Linked DNA regions of Homo sapiens: region 1 is linked to region 2. Evidence: chromatin loops called from intact Hi-C (ENCODE). Cell type or tissue: GM12878. All regions are shown on one strand. Each heading gives the region's core, and the rest is flanking DNA. Links, peaks and the distances in the headings are about the cores only. Region 1 overlaps LOC107984123 (a long non-coding RNA gene). Region 2 overlaps WDR91 (WD repeat domain 91).

What was found. Hi-C counts contacts between places; a loop is a spot of excess contacts. Peaks named below come from ENCODE experiments on the same cell type or tissue, not always from the same donor. Only the 100,000 strongest peaks of a DNase experiment are listed, where the experiment ranks them.
Region 1: a loop joins it to region 2, with 2.7 times the contacts of the local background. A loop is called at or near these places in 3 of 110 quality-filtered maps.

The regions. Positions count from the first base shown.
Region 1 is chr7:135,273,199-135,276,105 of GRCh38, reverse strand. All of the region lies in intron 3 of LOC107984123 (a long non-coding RNA gene), which reads left to right. Among named protein-coding and RNA genes, the nearest start is that of STRA8, 41 kb to the right of the region's middle. RefSeq lists an enhancer at 1,511-1,560. In GM12878, for the core only: a CTCF peak has its summit at 1,438 (motif pointing left); a DNase peak (open chromatin) is centred at 1,425.
Region 2 is chr7:135,185,649-135,188,524 of GRCh38, reverse strand. It overlaps WDR91 (WD repeat domain 91), which reads left to right. Exons shown (of 15, transcript NM_014149.4): 13 at 1-92; 14 at 1,356-1,553; 15 at 2,210-2,876. The coding sequence ends at 2,374. Among named protein-coding and RNA genes, the nearest start is that of CYREN, 16 kb to the right of the region's middle. RefSeq lists enhancers at 1-40, 1,422-1,471. In GM12878, for the core only: a CTCF peak has its summit at 1,538; no DNase peak of the experiment used is centred there; H3K4me3 peaks cover 940 bases; H3K27ac peaks cover 2,201 bases.

The sequences.
Region 1 (2,907 bases), core at 85-2,584, 88 kb before region 2:
CCCAACCATCCCTGCCTGATGTCCTAAGGGCACCTCACCCTCAGTGGCCTCTGTGAAGCTCAGCCCGTGCCCCCTTCCTGACTTCTGCGATCCTTGTCTTACTGGGCCCACCCAGTCACCCACATTATCTGTAGCTTCTTGCTGTTCTGCACCCTCACTGGGGGGTTCTATTTTCTCAACACCCCCACTTGCTTCCTGTCCTCTTTTCTCCATTTCCGGGCCCATGGCTTCATCATTGCACTTGGACGTGCAGTGACCTCTTACATTCTTTCTTTCCAGAATCTTGCCCATGTCATTCTACCACCTGGCTACCCAAGGATCTTTCTAGAACCTAATTCTGATGAGATTAGTCTCTGCTTAAAATCTCTTCATGGCTCTCCATTTTTTCACAGGAAAGCTCCATAAGGTCAGCAGGAATTCTTCAGGATGGAGCTTTCTAAGGTGACATGGAAATGATGGTGTCTAATCACATTGCTTTCCACGTATCTCAGTGGACCTCTGCAGTTCCCAGCACAAGTCCTGTGAGCTTTGGAACAATACAGACCCTCCCTGCTGCCCACACTCCACCTTGCATTTTCTTTTTTCTTTCATTATTATTATTATTTTTGAGATGGAGTTTCCCTCTGTTCCCCAGGCTAGAGTGCAGTGGCACGATCCTGGCTCACTGCAACTTCCGCCTCCCAGATTCAAGTGATTCTCCTGCCTCAGCCTCCTGAGTAGCTGGGATTACAGGTGTCCACCACCACGCCTGAAAGATTTTTGTATTTTTAGTAGAGATGGGGTTTCACCATGTTGTCCAGGCTGGTCTCAAACTCCTGACCTCAGGTGATCCACCCACCTCGGCCTCCCAAAGAGCTGGGATTACAGGTGTGAGCCACCGTGCCCCCCTTGCATTTTCTCATAGCTCCATCAGTGGTTCTGACATGCAGCTTGGTAGCATCGTGTCTTTCTATTATCAGATCTGCCCACCTCTGTCCTCCTGCATGCCTCTGGCACACAGCTATAGTTGATATGTGAGCAAATAGCTGAGCCAGCATCTACCCCAAAAGCAGATTCTACATTCTGTGACATCATGGACTCTTTGATACTTGTCCAAGGTTTCAAAGCCTTTAGCGCAGGCGAGGGGAACGTTTTCCACAGGAGGACCACTGAACCACGCTGAAACATAGCTGGAGAGGAACAAATAAGTATAAAGCAGCAAATATTTTTTTTCCTGCTAAAGGGAGTGCATTTCATGCAGAACATAAAACTATATTCAATATACAGAACAAACATTTATTTGATGTATTATCTCTAAAATAAGGCCCTTAAAGGAGAGGAAAGAAAGAAAGATACATAGACACAGCAGGCTACGAATCAATTAGAAGGCTTAGATTAACCCTGAAAGAGGCACCAGTGCAAAGACCACTTCATTTATGGAATCACACCTCCCCCTCGTGGCCTTTTAAGGTATTGCTTCGTGTTGCGTCTTCGCAAGGATGAGCTCTGGCCATTTGGTTCTCCACGTGAGTAGGGGGACGTCAGGCCCAAGACCAGAGATCTCCTGCCACTTCTCTAGGGTACCACAGCTCCCTGCCCAAAAGTCAGTTCTGAGGCCAGAAGAGGCCCAGGGCTGCATGAGAAGTGGAATTGGCGGGTGACTGCAATCTTTATGAGACCATCCGCAGATCCAAAGGGCGTTGGTTGATCCTCACAAATTGTTCCCATAGTTAATTGTTAGGATTGTAAACAAAACAAAACAAAATGTTCTTTTGATGTGGTAAGAATTTTTTTTTTCTTTTAATCTGAGATGGAGTCTCACTTTTGCCACCCAGGTGGGAGTACGGTGGCGCTATCTTGGCTCACTGCAATCTCTGCCTCTTGGGTTGAAGCGATTCTCCTGCCTCAGCCTCCAAGTAGCTGGGAATACAGGCGTGTGCCACCACACCTAGCTAATTTTTGTATTTTTAGTAGAGATGGGGTTTCACCATGTTGGCCAGGCTGGTCTCGAACTCCTGAGCTCAGGCAATCCGTCTGCCTTGGCCTCCCAAAGTGCTGGGATTATAGGAGTGAGTCACCTTGCCCGGCTTAGAGTTTTTTTTTTTAATTTAATTGCCATAAAAGACATATAATATAAAACTTACCATCATAACCGTGTTAAAGTGTACAGCTCAGTACTGTCAAGTATGTTCACATTGTTGTACAACAGATCTCCAGAACTTTTCCATCTCACAAAGTTGAAACTGTATTAGAATGTCTTTGCAGGGGTCCCCAACGCCTAGGCTGCAGAGCAGTACTGGTCTGTGGCCTGTTAGAAACTGGGCTGCACAGCAGAAGGTGAGTGGTGGGTAAGCCAGCATGACCTCCTGAGCTCCACCTCCTGTCAGATCAGCGGCAGCATTTGATTCTCACAGGAGCGTGAACCCTTTTGTGAACTGCACATGCAAGGGATCTAGGTTACCTGCTCCTTATGAGAATCTAATGCCTGATGATCTGAGGTGGAACAGTTTCATCCTGAAACCATCCCCCACCCCAACCAGTCTGTGGAAAAATTGTCTTCCATGAAACCTGTCCCTGGTGCCAAAAAGGTTGGGGACCACTGTTTTAAATGCTGGGAGTAGACACAAATGGATGAGAAACAGATTCAAGAACTATCTAAATCATCTACTGTGGCCTGGCACTGTGGCTTACACCTGTAATCCCAGCACTTTGGGAGGCTGGGGCAGGAGGATTGCTTGAGGCTGAGCCCAGGAGTTCAAGACCAGCATGGGACCTTATCTCTACAATTTTTGTTTTTAATTAGCCAGGCATGGTGGTACATGCCTATAGTCCCAGCTACTCAGGAGGCTTAGGCAGGAGGATCACTTGAGCACTGGAGGTAGAGGCTGCAGTGAGCCATGATCATGTCTCTGCACTCCAGTCTGGATG
Region 2 (2,876 bases), core at 377-2,876:
CGATGAGCTGGAGGGCCCACTACGGGGAGGTCTACTCTGTGGAGTTCAGCTATGATGAGAACACCGTGTACAGCATCGGCGAGGACGGGAAGGTAGGCGGCTGCAGGATTCAGATAAGAGAGCACCGGGATGACATGTGGGCCGGCTGCAGGTTGTGGCCATACCTGTTACTAGCTCTGCAACCTGGGGCCTCTTTTTGCAGCTTTGTTATCTGTAGAATAGGGATAAACTAGTAATTCGTCTTACAATCTTTGCGAGGTTTTAGTGAATTCAGTGGGAGTTGGCTATCCTTATGAAAGGAAGTACCAAAAATTACTCATCTTACCATAGATGTATCTGTGGGGTCTGGATTTAGGGCTGAGTTTGCTTTGCTGGGCTTGGTAGTGAGTGGTCCCAGGACCACTCATGGATGTGTAGTTTGCTGAGTGGCTGGGTACAGCTTCTTAGATGTGTACAGACCCCAGCAGAGCCCAGAGATGTAAACAAGAAGCCAGAAAAAAAGGAAAAGTACATGCCCCTGGTAGATTCCCTCTGTGGAGGGTTAGGAACTAGGAATAGTGACTGCCTCAGAGGGGGAGCTGGCAGGGGCAGAGATGGGAGAAGGATGCCCTTTCCATGTGTGCCTGCCTGGACTTTTGGGATTGGACACTGTCTATCTTTTTATCCCTTGAAAGGAGTAACTACAAAATAAATTCTTCATTTGAAAAGTTTGGGAAGGGACTTTTACATTAAAGCTCGACTTCCTTGTTATGTGGGATGCTCAGTGAAGAGGTGGTCACAGCCAAGTATCCTGTCCGTAGGGTAGGCTAAGGGATGATGTCTGCTATGATAAGAAGCTGAGTTTATAATGGCATCGCCCAGTGTTCAATTGATTATATGCCTGAAACACTGGAAATATATGTGGACTTTGTCCTCTGTACCTTGTTCCTAGGATAGAAAAATCTAGTTGGGGTCTAACTCTGATAATAATAATAATAATATGTCACTTGAAGCATTCCTCCTGCTTGAGAGACCAGGAATCCAGGCAAAGCCACTTGCTGTCCCTTTTCCTCTCCTAGGGTCAGGCCAGAGAGAAAGAGAAGGGTTGGACTTTAATGTGAGGTTGCTGCCTCTTTTTCTAGATTTTCTTCCCTAAAAAATGCTTAAATCATGTTGACCAGAGATAGGACCTGTAGACCTCTCACCCACTTTTCTGCCTCTGGCACTTGAAAGGCTTTTCAAGGATGTCAGCACTGTGGCTGGGGGAGGCGGGTCGCCCTCGCCAGCCTCTGCTGTGGGGTGGGTCCTGGCTCTTCCTTGAGGCCTGCATTGGCCAGCTCCGCTGCGAGCACCCTGCTTGTGCCCTGTGACTGCAGTTCATCCAGTGGAACATCCACAAGAGTGGCCTCAAGGTATCCGAGTACAGCCTCCCCTCAGATGCCACGGGCCCCTTTGTGCTGTCTGGATACAGCGGCTACAAGCAGGTTCAAGTCCCCAGGGGCCGACTCTTCGCTTTTGACTCGGAGGGAAATTACATGCTGACATGTTCTGCCACAGGCGGCGTCATCTACAAGGTAACTGATGGTTGGGGGTGGGAGGTAGTGGTATTGTGGTGGGCAGGGGTTCCTCCCTGGAGGTCTGGGCCATGGCTACTGAGCGAGGCCCTCTACCCCGAGCTGCATGGCTGTGGAGATGCCTTTGACAAAGGATCGCTGGCTAGCTAGTGCTGGGGTTCAGAGGAGAGCCATGTTTCTGCACTAACTGAAGGCTCCCCTGTGGCCAGCACTGTTCTGGGTGTGGCAGGCTGGCCCCCCGGCAGGAGAGAGCTGCCCGAGGCCCTGCTCTCCTGCAGCTTGCATTCCCCAGTATGGGACATGAACCTTCAACAAATAAGCAGATTCATGAGCACCTGCCAGGTAGTGAGAAGTGATGCTGTAGTGAGAACAACCAGTGTGCGTGCAAGAGGCACCAGCCCACAGCAAGTTCAAGGCAGCTGAGAAAATGCCTTTTTTTAAGGAGCCGCTCAGGGACTTGTTTTCCACTTCAGATGGACCAGCTGTAGTTGGGAAAGTGCAAGCATTTCCTGGTTCAAAAAGTTAAACAGACTTTCTGGAAAGGTGGGCATGTGTGTCTGGCCTCAGGCACATCCTCAGGTAGGCCACTGAAAGTGGATCAAGTGTGTGTAACTGGTGTTTGCTGACACCTCCTCCTCTTTCCTGTCCTCTTGCAGCTGGGTGGCGATGAGAAGGTTCTGGAGAGCTGCTTGAGCCTAGGTGGCCACCGAGCCCCTGTGGTCACCGTGGACTGGAGCACTGCCATGGACTGTGGGACCTGCCTCACCGCCTCCATGGATGGCAAGATCAAGCTGACCACCCTCCTGGCCCATAAAGCCTGATGACTTGCCCCAAGGGCCACCCGAGGAAGCAGTATTATCTGCGGTGGGGGGAGGAGATATAGGACAGGAAAACCACGTGCTCCACTCCAGCTCCCTGCCAGTGCAGTGACTCTGCAGGGAAAGACTGGCAAGGAGGCTCAGGTGCTTCCATCTGTGGTGACTGGAATGGGACCCACGTGGAGTAGGTGACATATGCTTCCCAGAGACTGGTATTGTGGCTGTGCCAGGAGTACATGTGAGACTATGGGAGGAAAGCTCCGGAAGAAGGAGAAACATTGCAGTGGCTACTGTGTTGGCCCAGTAGAAATTGACAGTATTTTGTATATATGTGCCCATTTATCTTTTTCTTTTTTAAAAAAAGAGAATACTCTTGTGGTCCCCTGATGTCTCTTTCTAGGATGTGTGTCACTTTGCTTCAGTGACAGCCCTCCCACCCAGCCTGGCTCTGCTGGCCCTGAACTGAACCTCTCCAGGCTCTCCTGTTGCTTTGCCATGGAGCCAG